Regions from separate parts of the Homo sapiens genome. Here region 2 is linked to region 1. A link is a loop called in an ENCODE intact Hi-C map of the cell type or tissue named here. Cell type or tissue: B cell. All regions are shown on one strand.

Region 1 (8,000 bases):
GTTTTTTCTGAGACAGAGTCTCACTCTATTGTCCAGGCTGGAGTGCAGTGGCATGATCTCGGCTCACTGCAACCTCCGTCTCCCAGGTTCAAGCAATTCTCCTGCCTCAGCTTCCTGAGTAGCTGGGAGTACAGGTCTGCATTACCACACTCCACTAATTTTTGTATTTTTAGTAGAGATGGGGTTTCACCATGTTGGCCAGGCTGGTCTTGAACTCCTGACCTCAGGTGATCCACCCGTCTCAGTCTCCCAAAGTGCTGGAATTACAGGCGTGAACCACTGTGCTTGGCCACAAATCTCCCATTTTCTGACACAGCCTAATTTCAAAACCTTAATTAAGACTTAAGAGTTTAAGATAATTTCCTAATATTTTTTCACAAATTTAAACTCAGTGAGGAACATATTTTCTTACCATGTTAAATTCACTGACATTATTCAGTTTTACTGTTTAAGCATTTATCAAAATCTGTAATTACTTTATTTGCTTACTATCTTTTTCTTATATAATTTATTTTAGGTTAGGGACCTTGTCTGTCTTCTTTACAGTTATATTGTCTACATCTACTATACTGCCTGGCACATGATAAGTGTTCATAAATATCTGCTAAATTAACAAATGGATGACTTTGGTCATAGAGAGCAAAACCTGATAAGAAACTAGATAGTCAATTTGCCCTTAGTTTTCTCAGCAAAGTTTTTTAAAAAGATGGCCCACTATTTTTTTTATGAATTTTTTTATGTCTCACATACAGTTAAGTGCTCCAGAAAATGCATCTTTTTGGAAATCAAAATGATCTTAAATATTACAGCAGGATAGGAACTCATAAATTTGCTCTAAAGAGAGTGAGAGAGGAAAAAAACTAATATTAATAGAAAATAGTTGTGCTTAGCACTCTACTAGGGCTTTACACATGCTGTCTCATATAAATGTCACAACCCTGGAGGCACTGTCCCCATTTTAAAGATTAGGAAAGTGAGAATCAGAGAGGAAGAACTGAGAATCAGAGAGGACGTCACCAGCCCGAGGTCACATAACTAGAAAGTACTGGAATTGGGATTAGAACACCGGTTCTTCCTTAAACACACTTTATTTCCTGTACCCCATGTTGCCTCCACAGAAACCAGAAAAATGAAATACAACTTTTTCAGTAACAACACATGAGGTACGTGAAACGATCCAGATAATAATTGCAAAGAAATGTTTTGATTATTCAACTTACATCATTTTTAGAAAAAGAAATATATAAGTAACTTATATAAAACATGATTCTGAAGAAACATTTCGATGTATACATTTTCCCATCCTCTATACTGCTTAATTTAGAACAAAGAAAATGTCTGGACTTTGAGGCAGTTGTTGGTTTTGAAAAAGGACGTGCAGGCTGGGGACGGTGGCTCATAGCTGTAATCCCAGCACTTTGGGAGGCTGAGGCGGGAGATTACTTGAGCCCAGGAATTCAAGACCAGCCTGGGGAACATGGCGAAACTCCATCTCCATAAAAAATACAAAAAGTAGCTGGGCGTGGTGGCACACAGCAGTAATCCCACCTACTTGGGAAGCTGAGGTGGGAGGATTGCTTGAGCCTGGCAGGTTGAGGATGCAGTGAGCTGAGATTGCACCACTGCACTCCAGCCTGGGCACCTGAGCGAGACACTGTTTCAAACTTAAAAAATAAATAAATAAATAGAGAAAAAGAAAAAGGATGTGCTTTTAAGAGAACTGTGAGGCCAGGTGTGGTGGTTCATACCTGTAATCCCAGCACTACAGGAGGTCAAGGATTAATTTAAGCCCAGGAGTATGAGACCAGACTGGGCGACAGAGTGAGACCCCGTCTCAAAATAAATAAATAATAAAACTTTAATAGTAACTTTCAAATAAATGCCTTGAACCTAGTTTTCAAGGAGGATCAGAATATCACAGAAGGAAGCTCATTTTAAAAAAGCAAAGCAAAATTGTCAGGACTGTCTCAAAATGAGAGCTGTTCCACAGGATAGGGTGCTGTCTCCTAAACCTTGGTTTCCTCCAACAAAAGATTTCCTTCCAAAGCTTGAATGGTCACTTGTCTGGAAAAGGAGATGGAATCTCTGTTTGGGAGGAGAAATTTGAGCCCCTTGGGTACAACCCCACGAAGACTTTGGGATTGGGTGGGAAATTAGACTAGAACAATTGTTCTTAAAATGGTCCCTGGGTCACCAATATGGGAATCATCCTAGAAGGGTGTGAAAATGCAGATCCTCCAGCCCTGTCCCTGATACTGAATCCTCATTTCTGGAGTGGGAGCTGAGATTTTGCATTTTTAAAAAGCCACAAGGTGGAATTCTTGTGCACTAAGAGGTCTGGACACAACTGGACAAGCTGGGAGCCAACAGGATGAGTGGGTGGTTTTGGAGCCACATAGACTTGGATTTAAATCCCAGTTCTTCCATTTAATATTAATAGCTCTGACTGTGACACGTCACCCAAACCCTCTGAGCTTGTTTTCCCACACAGTAAATGAAACGACACTTTGTTGTGGAGATCAAATAAAATTGTGTGGACATATGTATGTGTGTATATATGTATGTACCTGTACGTGTGTGTGTTAACAGTGCCTGGCATGGAACATTTATAAGATGACCTCTCGGAGTTTTCCGGTTCTCAATCTATGAATGCTAGTATGTTTTAATCCTTCCACATACATAACTATCGCAGGATCATCTGCTTATCCACCTCCCTAAAGCAGTGTTTCTCAACCTTTTCTTGATTTTCCCCCTCTCCTCCCAGGAGACGTTTTAGACATTTTATTTCCGAATCTGCTAACCCCATAAAATTTCAATGACATAGGTATAACGTATATCTGCTTGTTTTGAGGCTCTTTGGAAGGCCACAAAGGACGGTAATATCTACGATCTTTTTTCCCCCTAAGAACATGAGCAATATCACCCATGTTGAGAATGCATGTCCGAGAGATAAATGACTTGGTCAAGGTCACGTGACTAATTTAGTGGCAGAATTAGACCTAAATTAGAGGTCACAAACTGGCAGACTAGAACCAGCTTATAAATGTCTTTTGCTTGGCTTCCAGTGTTTCTTCTTTTTTTTTTAATTGATTGCCAACATTTACAAATCAAGAGATTTCACATAAAAATCCCGATATTCAACTTCTCATGAAAAATCTGAGATCGCTTCCAGCGGCAGTTGAGAGGCACTCGCCACCCCAGAACGTGGGGGTTCTCCCAGCATCTCCCAGCCTGGTCCCTGCAGACATCTGAATGTGAGACCCTCAAATCCAAGACCTTTAAACTTTAGTTTCAAGCTCACGACCCTCAGTGATTTGCCTCCACCACGCATCACTTAATATCTAGACGTTTAAAAAAACAAATCTGAAAGAACCATACTGAGTGTGCGGCTAAACTAGCTGCGAATTCCGAACCTTTTCCCGCTCGAGATTCCAAGCCCTCGGCGCCGGCTGGGGTCAGCAGGACGCGCCGTCCGTGTCACAAGTCGTCTGCGGTCGGCGGACCAGGGCGCGGCCGGCCCGGAGACGCTGCCCCGCGGAGGGTCTGTGGGTAGCGGGCCCGAGGGCAGCCTCTGCGCACCCTCACGGCGCGGCACCGATCCCTGCTGCTCCCGACGCGCCCTGGAGGCAGAGGGGTCCCAGCCCAGCCCGCCGGACAACGTCCTGGGGCGAGCGCCTGGGCTGCTCCCCGTGGCGGGGCGCCCCTGCTGAGGCCGCGTCCCCGGCGCTGCCCTCAGCGCGCCCGCCCGCCAATGTCAGCCGCCACACGCCGCACGTGACGTGTGCTGGCCAATGGAGGCCTGAAGCGGACCGTGACGAGAGCGGTGGCTCTGGGCATTTTCGAACGGGCGCGGGCGGTGAGGGAACCGTGAGGGACGCTGAGGGGATGGCGCGGGTGCGGAAAGGGGACCCTAAGTAAGGGGACGGCGTGAGGACGGCTAGGGGACGGCGCGAGCCAAGAAGGACGGCGGCGGAGCTGGCTGCAAGCGCTCCCCGGCCACAGGGTCGAGAAGAGTGAATGGAGGAAGAGCCAGGAGAGCCCTGGAGCACCGCGGACGGAACCCAGCGACTGGCCGCCTCTCCGGGCGCGCTTCCTGTGTTGTTCCTCCTGCTTCTACTGGTCCTATCGTCCCAACTCTTACGGCGTCGCGGCCCCAGGTGGTTCGTCGCGGCCCCAGGTGGTTCAGAGAAATCCGAGGAGCAGAATCTGGGTGAGAGCAAGGCCCAGCAGTTTACAGAGTGGCTGACGGGGTTTGCCTGCGTGTAACAGGAACCCCCAGATTCCAGTATCCTAAACCCACGAGGGGCTTTTCCCCTCTCCCATAAAAGAAAGTGGGAGGAAGGTACCTAAGGTCGTTCGGCTCTGTCATCCCTACACCTGGCTTGTGTCCACCAATTTGCCTTATGGGCCAAAATGGTAGTTGGAGCTCCAGCCATCACATCCTTATTTTAGAAAGGGCCTTTCTGGAAGTCCCACACAAAACCTTCTAACTACATCTTACAGACTCGAATTTAGTATCATGACCTCTCAGAGCTGGAAACTGTAATCTTAACTTGGCACATTGATGCCCTTAAAAATCTTTCCAAAATGAAGGGAAGAATGAATTTGATTAAGCAACTAGCAATCTGCTGCATCTTGTTTTTTCACCCTCGCAAGTGGTCTTGGGTCTCATGGCTCAGTAGAAGTAAGTCCTTCCCCTGCATGTGCAGAACAACTCACTAGGCAAATACATACTCTGTGGCAGACCCTATACTGGATACTTTACATATATTTTCACATTTAATCCCTCTAGGTAGGCATTACTAGCCCCATGTTGCAGATGACACTGGAAGATAGAAATGGTGACAAACTGTGAATGCAGAGAGGCTGTTAGATTGACCAGATGGTCTGATACCAGTTGGCTGCAGAGTTGCAAGCACATGGACCTAAGAATGTAATTTTCTGTACCGAGTCCACAAAGGCCACTCTGCCTAAAGCTGACAGGAATCAACAAACAAGATGAAGCTACCATACTGCCCTGTGGCTCAGGAAGCGGGCCCCATATAATACACCAATGCAAAAATAGTGTGACATCTAAACACCAGTATGGTAATGATGTAAAAAATTTGTTTTAGTAAGCAGCAGATGAAAAGACATTTGAAAACGTTGACTTGGTATTTCTCAGCACTGTCCTACAGAGAACAGTGCCCATACTTGGGCTTGTTAATAAGTAATGGAGACTGGGCATTGTGGCTCAAGCCTGTAATTCCAGCACTTTGGGAGGCTGAGGTGGGCGGATCACATGAGGTCAGGAATTTGAGACCAGCCTGGCCAACATGGAGAAACCTCGTCTCTACTAAAAATACAAAAATTAGCCAGGCGTGGTAGTGCACGCCTGTAATCCCAGCTACTAGGGAGGCTGAGGCAGGAGAATTGCTTGAACCCAGGGGGCAGAGGTTGCAGTGAGTGGAGATCGCACCACTGCACTCCAGCCTGGGCCACAGAGCAAGACTCCATCTCAAAAAAAAAAAAAAAAGTAATGGATTGGTTTCATACATTTAATAAACAATGTCTTGTGTATACTTGTGCTGCACTAAGCATTAACAATTCCAAGGTGAATTAGACGTTACCCTGCCCACAGTCTATGGGGAGACAGACAAGTATAAAAACAATTAGAACACATCATGATAACGGTATTTGGGCGGTGTGGGAGACATGAGAAGAGTATCCAACCTGGCTGGAGAGAGGGAAAAAGAGGGATTTTCGTTAGAGAAGACTTTCTAAAGAAATGGTGATTGACCTGAGTCTTGAAAATCAAGCTTGAGCGGATCAAGCTAAGTAAGTGGAATGGCAGTCCAAGCAGAGGGATCAGATAGTCTAAAATTATGTTGATGTGAGAGAAGCCAGCATATGTGACACTGGCTATGAAGAAAGTGGGGGTAGAAGAACATATTGAGGAGTTAGTGTCCTGTCATGATGGATCATGTGTGCCATGCCAGGGAGTTTGCATCCTTTGGCCATAGCATCCACTCCTTCCCTTGCTTTGGGGAAACTATTTCTTCACCTTGTGTGTAGTCTTGGTGGCATTATTAAGATGCCTTGTGTTCCCCCAACTAGTGGATAGATGGATAACCCTAGTTAGGCCAACCAGATTATCTGCCAAGGGTGAGAGGGAAAGTAGTGGGATAGGAAGTTGAGAGTGTTTAAACATGCCCCCCTTGGGAGGGGATGAGATTTCATTTGGATCCATGAAAAGATTATTAAATTGGATAGAGAGCACAATCAAGGATAGAGGTCATGTGTGTGATGTTTTCTTCAGCAAACTCAATAGCACAGAGTCTCTAGTTGATTTTCACATCTTACAACTGGATATAAATACTGTATTCCAGCCATTTGAAAGGTGTATTCTATAGCTATTAGGATTATATTTTGTAACCAAAAATTAAATGACTTTAGTATTTTAAATAAGCATTGTATGGGAAATCTGGACTATGTAGACCTCATTCCTCTACTGTAACTTGGATGGTTATTCCACAAATTTGAGTAATATGTGGGTATTACTTTCATTCCATGTTTACCTAACAACCTTCTTGGAGTTCCAACTCAATAACAACAGGATCCCGCAGTGGAAAAAAAAATCACTGTATTATTTATACATAAATTATTTAGTTATACATAAATTCTTTAGTTTTCTAAATTTCTAAGGGCTTAAAACTGTAGCATCATTATGACACAAAAATTACACATCACAGATAAACTCTCTTCCCAAGGTTTTGGATATTGTTTTTTCTTTAAAAATGAAAATACATCTATCTTTATAATATACATGTTCATTGAAGATAAGTTTCAAGAAAGGCAGAAAAGTATGAGGAATACACCTAGTGGTTTACATTGTCCAAGACATTTTTCTATGAACATTTATTTAAATATAAGTTTACTTTAAAATAAGATCATATCATACGTACTGTTTCATAACTTATTTTTTACGTAACATATCTTAGACAGCTTTGCTGAGTACCACAGACTTAATGGCTTAAAACACCACACGTTTATTATCTGTTTCTGTGCATCATCAGTCCTGTCACAGTTTCTGTCAACAGATTGCAATTCAAGTACTGGCCAGGGCTACAATCTTATCAGAAGCTCAACTGGGAAAAGATCCACTTCCATGTGCCCTCAAGTTATTGGCAGAATTCATCTCCTTGCAGCTATAGACAGGTCACCATTTTCTTGCTGACTATCAGCAATGGGCTGCTGTCAGCTTCTAAAGGCCACCCTCAATTCTTTGCCTCGTGGTCCTCTCCATAGACCTCAGAAATGGCAGCTTACTTCTTCAAAGCCAACAAAGGAGAGAGAATCATTATAATTTTTAATGGTAACATAATATTCCACTATAGGACTGCAACATAATTTATTTAACTATCCTCTATGGATACTAGGATATTTTAAATTTTTCATTATAAACAGCATTACAGTAAATGTCCTCATGCATATACCTTTGTGACTTCTCTGATTATTTTCTTAGGATAATACCCAGAGTGAATTGCTGAGTCAGATGGTATACTTTTTAAATCTTTTTTTCTTTGCATATTGTAAAATAGCTATCCAGAAAACTAAGCCCATTTATATTTCTAAGAATGTTTGACAATGCTGGTTGGTATGCATAACTTGCCAACATTGGCATTACCCATAAGTTTAATATTTGCCAATCTAATGAGTGAAAAAAATATTTCTTATTGTTTTAATTTGAATTTGTTAAATTAGTGAACTCAAACATATTTTTATGTGTTTACTGGACATTGTGTTTTTTGAATTATCTTTTCATGACTTTAGCCCATTTTGCAATTGTGAAAGCACTTTGTATGTTAAGTGCCCTTTGTTTGTGGATTGCAAATATGTTTCCTAGTTTATTTATGTTTGTTAATATTTTTGTTATTTTGTTTCTAGGGGATAATTTTGTTTATGGGGGATTTTTGGCCATAAAAAGTTTTTAGTGTTTTTTGAAATCAATTCTATTGATT
Region 2 (8,000 bases), 140 kb before region 1:
AGGCAGCAGGTCGTATAGTTACCTCCTTGTGGGCAAAATCCCTGCCCTAAAACTATGCAACCTACTACCTCTTCCTAGGAACCCATTTTTTTTTTCTTGCTGGTCTTCTACTTGGCAGATGCACTTCAAATTAACCTGTTAAATTAGGTCATGTTCTTTGAGTTTTGTTTCTAATTCAAACTAATCAGAATTCTTTAACTAATGCTTTTGAAAAGTTATCTGGCCATATGACCTTGGTAAAAAGCCACAAATACATTTGCTTAAAATCCAACCTCAAGTCACAAACGAACAAGAAAGTAATGACATCAGAGGATGTAAGCCAGTAGTCTAATACTCAGCCCACCACGTATTACTGGAGTCGCTGACTTTTAACATTTAATTATCAATTTTTTTTTTGGACAGTCTCGCTCTGTCACCCAGGCTGGAGTACAGTGGTGTGATCTCGGCTCACTGCAACCTCTGCCTCCTGGGTTTAAGTGATTCTCCTGCCTCAGCCCCCAGAGTAGCTGGGATTACAGGCGCCCACCACCACGCCCAGCTACTTTTTTGTATTTTTAGTAGAAACAGGTTTTCACCATTTAGGCAGGCTGGTCTCAAACTCCTGACTCAGGTGATCCGCCCACCTTGGCCTCCCCAAAGTGCTGGGATTACCGGCATGAGCCACCACACCCGGCCTAATTTTTGTATCTTTATTAGAGACTGTGTTTCACCAGGCTGGTCAGGATGGTCTTTAACTCCTGACCTCAGGTGCTCCACCCGCCTCAGCCTCCCGAAGTGCTGGGATTAGAGGTGTGAGCCATGGTGCCCAACCCAGTTACCAACATTTAAATATCAAATTTCATAAAATCTCCAGTCTCTCCTGTTAACTGGAAAAGTAGGTGACAATGTATATAAACCCTGCTTGCTACCTATCAACCAGAGCAAATTAATTTACTATATTTGCCAGTTACAACTAGCCCCTCCTGGGCCTCTGATGGTATTTCAGTTTTTGACCCCTGAATTAAAGCAAACAGAAACAAATTCTGATCATGAATTTTATCATCATTAAAAACAAGCTTTCAGAGATAGTCATTCTCTCCATAAAGGCATTTTTAAAGTTTTATTTCGATTTACTTACTCTGCTTAGCTAATAACAATGTCCTTATGTAATTAATAAAATATATAAATTAATTTTTCTCCAGGGCTTAATTATTAGATAAGGATACGTTTCCAACTGAAGGTGGCAACGTTATGCTGGAAGAACATGTCAGGAAGACCACAAAATTTCATGACTGTACTTGCTACACTTTCAGCAGAAGAGTTATACATATTTTCAATTCAACAAAGATTAAGCCAAAAAGAATTCTTAGAACATTCCCACTCTTCTTTGGCACATCAAAAGGCAACAAATGTCATTTTCTCCCATGTTTTTATGTGCAGTTTAGAACAAAGACCAATTATCTATGCAGCTGTCCACAGTGGATAAAACAAAAAGCATACATTTGGTCCAGAGTTAAGTCACCTGGGTTGGGCCCATCCAAGGAAGTTTGATGTTTCTACTCTCATGAAAAGTACCAATGGCACTGCACAGTGATTATCTTAGATATTAAGGATAAACACAAATTTCTCCTTAAATTTCCATTTATTGGAAATGATTGGAGGGAGGGAACTTCTCCCTCACCTCCACACTGCCTCTTTTCCAACTCTTCTTCCAACACAAAATAGTTTAAACAGCAAGCACTTAGAGAGCTTTTAGCCTTGCTTGTTGATTACAAGGCCCAAGTTAGTGTATGGTTTGCCCATCGGAGGAAAGCTAAAACATGGGCCTTCATGGGTATTAAAATTGAAGAAACCTTTTCCAGCATTTTTTCTATTTTCTTTAAAGTAACAACCTATGGACTTCCCCATCTGACATTTTCGAGTGATCCCACTGTGTGAATGAAGGACTACTTCAGGGTTTGAGGGCAAAGCTGAAATCTTAGCAACTTACCAGTGAGCAAAGGTAGAACCCAGAGCCCATCTCTCCTTTTCCAGGCTGCTGAGTAAAGTCTGGCTCAATCAACCTATCAATGAAGCAGTGCTTACAACATTCTCCAAGACCACCCAAAACCCAAACTGGAAATGAATCATGACTAATCTGACTCATTTTGGCTCACACAGTGCCCTTCCAATTTGTATTTACCTTTACCACCCAGGACCTGACCTTGGACATGTGTACCAGGATGTAAGGCAATAAACCTATTCACAATTCCAAAAGGGCCTGGTCCTCTATGAAGATTTCCTGAAGGCTACTTACTTTCTCTACTCATTAAAATTTTTGCTTAACTTCAAATTTCTGAAATATACCATATGTGAAAAATTTAAATGTTAATCTGTGCCTACTGTACTACTTGAACAGAGAAAATTAACTGATAAACTGTAAATACAAAATGTCAAAATTAATTCTTCTGAGTTTTAATATCATCTAAATAAAAAGAAAATAATGCAGCAAGTCTACTCCTCAGGGAAGGCAATAGATTGTATAGTTATCTCCTGAACAGGGTAAAATCACTACCCCACAACTATACAATCTACTACCTCACTCTGATAGAGCAATGTTTTCTTCTGGAATGGAAAGTACAATCTCTTTCGAAAGAAAATTTCAACATAAAATTATCAGCATAAATCAAAATAAAAAAATACATTTATTCTGACACAGAGAAATAAGACAAGAAGCAAAAGGTTTCCCCACCCCCATCCAGTGTACTTGCTACAGACTTTATCTCTAAATTAATTTATTTCCAGGCCATAAACAAATGCTGCACTACATCTCTTTAAGACAAGTTAATCTTAAATATTGTACAATTAGTTAACTGACTTTCTATCAGACCGCCTGGATGCAGACTTTTCTATCACGTTAGGAAAGACAGTAGATTGTATAGTTATCTCCCAGTGGTGGGTGTGACCCTAAAACTATACAACCTACTACCTCATCCCACAGTGAAGAGAACATCCAGGGTGAATGGTGAAAAGGAATCACAGTTGAGCACCACAGGAAGGCTTTTTTTCCTCCTCGGTAATCCTGGTTTCCTGTGTGAGTGATAAGAAAAATAGTATTAGACCATTTTCATTCACTTACGTTGAAAATGAAGTTTAACTGAACATTTTGGCTACATGCATAATCTATGCTGTGGTTTCATTTCCTGTATTTCATTAATAGTATTTTAAATGCTTGGTTATCTGAATCCGCTCCTAAAACCATGTATTTACAAGATTCAGAAATCACCCTCTTACCACCACCTTTTACTATTATTAACTGCTGGTTTTCTTACAGTTCCTACAAATGAAAATGCATGAAATAACTTATCCTTCAAGAAACAACAAAAAATCATTACAGAAAAACATGACAGCCTCTAATTAAAAATCCAATGACTTCAAAACCCAAAAGTCCTGTACATCATGCATAATCCAAATGCACTAACATACAACGAGATAATATAAAAAACACACACAAATAGAAACTAATTTTTAAAGGAACCTACTCATTTATCCCATGCGAGCAAACACTAAGTGGTCTTATTAGGACTAAATCAAAGATAATCACCTGGATCTGATTCAGGGTCAGGATCCTTTCCTTTAGATAGAAAGGTAATATGTGGATTGAAGGCAGAGTCCAAAATCTTTAATAAACCCAAGTAATCTAAACTGTATTATTACCCTTTAATTTACAGACTTCATATTTAGGAGGTAGCTACTACGAAGATTATCTTTTAAGATAGGGACTAAATTTATTTTGTAGTGATTTAGTAACCAAAAGCACTAATTTTTAAAATTACAAAACGTAATAAAAAACATACGGCTCAATATAATAGAATTTAAAGTCTAGAAATAAACCCATACATGGGTCAACTGATTTTCAACCATGACAAGACAATTCAACTGGGAATCGTTTTTTCAACAAATAATGCTGACGGCTGTATAGCCACATGCAAAAAAAATGGATCTGCATTCTTTGTAAACTGGTGTGCAAAACACACATTAAAGTAACTTAAAACAACCTAATTTAATGGTAAAATATTTTAATAGATATTTCACCAAAGATATGACTCATAAGCACAAATGGCCAACAGGCACATGAAAAGATACATTATTCATTAGGATGGCTAATAAGATTAATAAAAGTGTTGACAAGGATGCGGAGAAAATTGGAACCCTTAGATTGCTGGTGGGAATGTGAAATGGTGCAGCTGCTTTGGAGAACAAAACTTGTAGACAAGTCAAACAGTTGTTAAGTGGAATCAGAAACACGTATTTCGTCTTTGTCTCCATTTGAAGATCCTGGCTGGCATACAGCTCCTAAAACCCTCAGAATTTCCTAAGTGATGAATGTCTGTTTAATGCTACTGAGTCGATTGGTGGCTCCTGTAGTTTCAGGAGGGGGATAGTCACCAGAAAGACCAAGGTGTGATTAGAGGGGTGGAACTTTCAGCCTCACCCCCTCAACCTCCAGGTAAAGCAGAGAGGACAGAGAGTAAGCCAATCATCAAAGGCCAATAATGTAATCAATCATGCCTAAGTATGAAACCTCCATAAAAACCCCTTAAGTGTCAGGGTTTGGACAGCTCTGAGTTGAAAAACACATCTTCATGCCAGGAGGCTGGTGTAACCCTAACTCCATAGATACAGAAGCTCCTGTGCTAGGAACCCTCCTGGACTTCAGCTTAAGGACCTCTTCATCTGGCTATTCATTTAAATCCTTTATAATAAACCAGTGATAATGAGTGTCTTCCTGTGTTCTGTAAGCCATCCTAGCAAATTATAGACCCAGTGGAAGAGGTTGTGAAACCCCCTAATTTATAGCTGGTTGGTTAAAAATTCAGGTAGAAACCTGCATCTGAAGCGGGGGCAGTCTTACGTGTTTGAGCCCTCAACCTGTGAAGTTTGTACTAACTTCAGGTAGTTTCAGAATTAAATTTAATTGTAGGACACTCTGTTGGTGTCGAGTTGAAGAATTGATTGTTGGTGTCAGAACTGGTTAGTGATGAGTAAAAAACAGTTCACCATATGACCCAGCAATTCCATTTCTAGGTATATACTCTAGAGAACTGAACATGGCTGGGTGTGGTGGTGCAGGCTTATGGTCCCAGCTGAGTTACTCAGGAGGTTGAGGCAGGAAGATTGCTTGAGCCTAGGAGTTAAAGGTTGCAGTAAGCTATGACCACACCACTGCACTCCAGTCAGAGCAAGAGAGTGAGACCCTGCCCCTCCCCGCAAAAAAAAAGGGCAAGAGAATTGAAAAAACGTGTATTTGAATGTTCACAGCATTACTCATTTGGAGTCAATAAAAACCAGGGTTCAAATCCTGGCCCTACTAATTCTCTGCCATTGAAATCTTGCAAAAGAAATTTAGCCGAAGTCCCTCAGCTTTCCTAGCTGCAGTATCAACACGTCTGTAACAAAAAGGGAAAGATTTATTAATACCATATATCCAAAATATGTAAGGTCCAACTACTTCATCATCTCTAGATGAAAACTGGTGGTAAGAAGCTTAATAACTTGCCCCAAATTAGAGACAGTACTGCATCACTAAACTATACTACATTTGAGACCATTTCAATTCTACAAGGCCAGGTTATGCAAACTAGGAACTCACAGACACACTTGTCCCTAACGTCAGGCCCTTTATAAGCCAAAATATTTCCCATGAATCAGCACTGTCCTTACTTTTATTTTTTTAGAGACGAGGTCTTGCTCTGTCACCCAGGCTGGAGTGCAACCGTGTGATCTTGGCTCCTGAAACCTCCGCCTCCTGGGTTCAAGCGATTTTCCTGCCTCAGCCCCCCAAGTAGCTGGGATTATAGGCATCCACCATCACGCCCAGCTCATTTTTGTATTTTTAGTAAAGACGGGGTTTCACCATGTTGGCCAGGCTGGTCTCGAACTCCTGACCTCAGGTGATCTGCCTGCCTGCCTGCCTTCGCCTCTCAAAGTGCTGGGATTACAGGCGTGAGCCACTGCACCCGGCCTAGTCCTTACTTTTAAAACAATAACAGCCAAAAAAAAAAAAAAAAAAACCAAAACCAAAACCAACCAAACAACAGCAACGAAAAAAAACAGCTAAAAGAAAAAGCATCTGGTACTTCTACTACAATCCTCAACCTCCTACCGATTTTCTCATTTAAAACATGTTTGAATCCTCATCAAACATTCAAAAACACATTTTTTTTCCAACCTTGGTGTCACATGCTTACTTTGTATTATTCTTTCTCAATCCAGCTATGTAAATAAATACCATATTGCTAGAAAGCATTCTGGTAATTTACATACCAAGTGCTATTAACATGACCCTCAATTTTTTGAAAAGTATATGTATATAAGTAATCCAATAAATAATATTGTTCACAAATCAATACTTACTCTAATATGTTATTTTATTATATACATGAACTGATTTTATAATCTAATGGTTCCCAGCCTGCAGTTTAGAAAACACTGATTACAGCAAATGGTGGAAACTAAAACCAAACAGCCGAGCAATGTTCAGTTAGGGCCAGCTCTCATAAACACTGAACATAATCCATGAATTTATGGATTACAAGAACCCATGGAAATATTCATTTGGAAGTTAATTAAAAGCCCTAACTAACTAATCACAACTATGTAATGCTTGCGTACTGGGAAAGAGTGGGTTGATAGCTAGTATACATTTAGGACTTGAAGTTTTTCTGTCTACAGTTAATGCTGGCTCCCCATTTACTATGTCCTTGGACATATCATCTAATTTCTGGGCCTTTGTTTACTTCTTAGGTAGAATACTATTAGCTAAAATTATCAGAATTTGAGCCTTCTGATAATTCTTTCTTAAAAAGTAACAAAAATACTTTTATATCCACTTTCTATCCTTATTCACATACTACCTCAATCTGTAGCTGGAACTACCCTCTCATTAAAAGTTATGGCAAATGGCCAGGCACAGTGGCTCATGCCTGTAATCCCAGCACTTTGGGAGGCCCAGGAGGGCAAATCATGAGGTCAGGAGTTCGAAACCAGCCTGGCCAATATGGTGAAACCCCCTCTCTACTAAAAATAAAAAAATCAGCCAGGCATGGTGGCATGCGCCTGTAGTCCTAGCTACTCGGGAGGCTGAGGCAGAAGAATCGCTTGAACCTGGAAGGTGGAGGTTGCATGGAGCCGAGATCATGCCACCGCACTCCAGCCTGGGCAACAGAGCAAGATGCGGTCTCAAAAAAAATATATATATATTACGGCAACTGGCCAGGCACAGTGGCTCACACCTATAATCCCAGCACTTTGAGAGGCCCAGGCGAGTGGATCACCTGAGGTCAGGAGTTTGGGACCAGCCTGGCCAACATGGTGAAAACCCATCTCTACTAAAAATACAAAAATTTGCCAGGCATGGTGGTAGGCACCTGTAATCCCAGCTACTCAGGAGGCTGAGGTAGGAGAATCGCTTGAACCCAGGAGGCAGAGGTTGCAGTAGACCAAGATCGCACCATTACACTCCAGCCTGGGCAAGAAGAGCAAAACTGTCTCAAAAAAATATATACAATAATAAATTATTTAATTAATTTATGGCAACTAAAAGTCAAAATTCAACTTACACAAAATGTATCTTCATTTCATTCAGCTCAGCATACCAGTACAGGAAAATGGTTAAGGGCAATGGTTTCAGGGTCAAGCAGCCAAGCAGCTACTTAGTGGCTGTGTTCTCTCATCGCCATTTGGGGGAACTGTAACAGCCACACCTCATGGGGTTGCTGTCAGGACTGGGATACATGCAAAGATATTGAATGACTGAGAAATTAACTCAACAAATGGCAACTGTACTTAATAAATTAATTTGACAAACTATCCTAACAGGAATTTTACCTTTCCAGATATACTTGTGATAGTTAAAAATATTATCAATTTAAAGCATGCTACAAAGCAGGCAAATCTATTAGTTATAGACTTGTCTATATCTACATTTACATCAAGTAAGTTTTCATAACTTATTAACATTCACATTCCTAATTTCATTT

The links. Hi-C counts contacts between places; a loop is a spot of excess contacts. Peaks named below come from ENCODE experiments on the same cell type or tissue, not always from the same donor. Only the 100,000 strongest peaks of a DNase experiment are listed, where the experiment ranks them.
Region 2: it touches region 1 in a loop (6-fold over the local background); 16 of 110 quality-filtered maps call a loop at or near these places.

What each region holds. Positions count from the first base shown.
Region 1 is chr9:94,026,541-94,034,540 of GRCh38, reverse strand. It overlaps a transcript of PTPDC1 not described here. Among named protein-coding and RNA genes, the nearest start is that of PTPDC1, 54 kb to the left of the region's middle. RefSeq lists a silencer at 3,450-3,869 and an enhancer at 4,140-4,189. In B cell, no CTCF peak of the experiment used is centred here; a DNase peak (open chromatin) is centred at 3,810; H3K4me3 peaks cover 1,707 bases; H3K27ac peaks cover 1,195 bases; H3K27me3 peaks cover 562 bases.
Region 2 is chr9:94,170,913-94,178,912 of GRCh38, reverse strand. MIRLET7A1HG (miRlet-7a-1/let-7f-1/let-7d cluster host gene) reads right to left here. Exons shown (of 5, transcript NR_170278.1): 2 at 2,948-3,048. MIRLET7A1 (microRNA let-7a-1) reads right to left here and starts at 2,956; the gene lies at 2,877-2,956. MIRLET7F1 (microRNA let-7f-1) reads right to left here and starts at 2,566; the gene lies at 2,480-2,566. LINC02603 (long intergenic non-protein coding RNA 2603) reads left to right here. Exons shown (of 3, transcript NR_160773.1): 3 at 1,182-2,344. It also overlaps MIRLET7D. RefSeq lists a silencer at 7,698-7,747. In B cell, no CTCF peak of the experiment used is centred here; DNase peaks (open chromatin) are centred at 3,062 and 7,708; H3K27ac peaks cover 4,694 bases.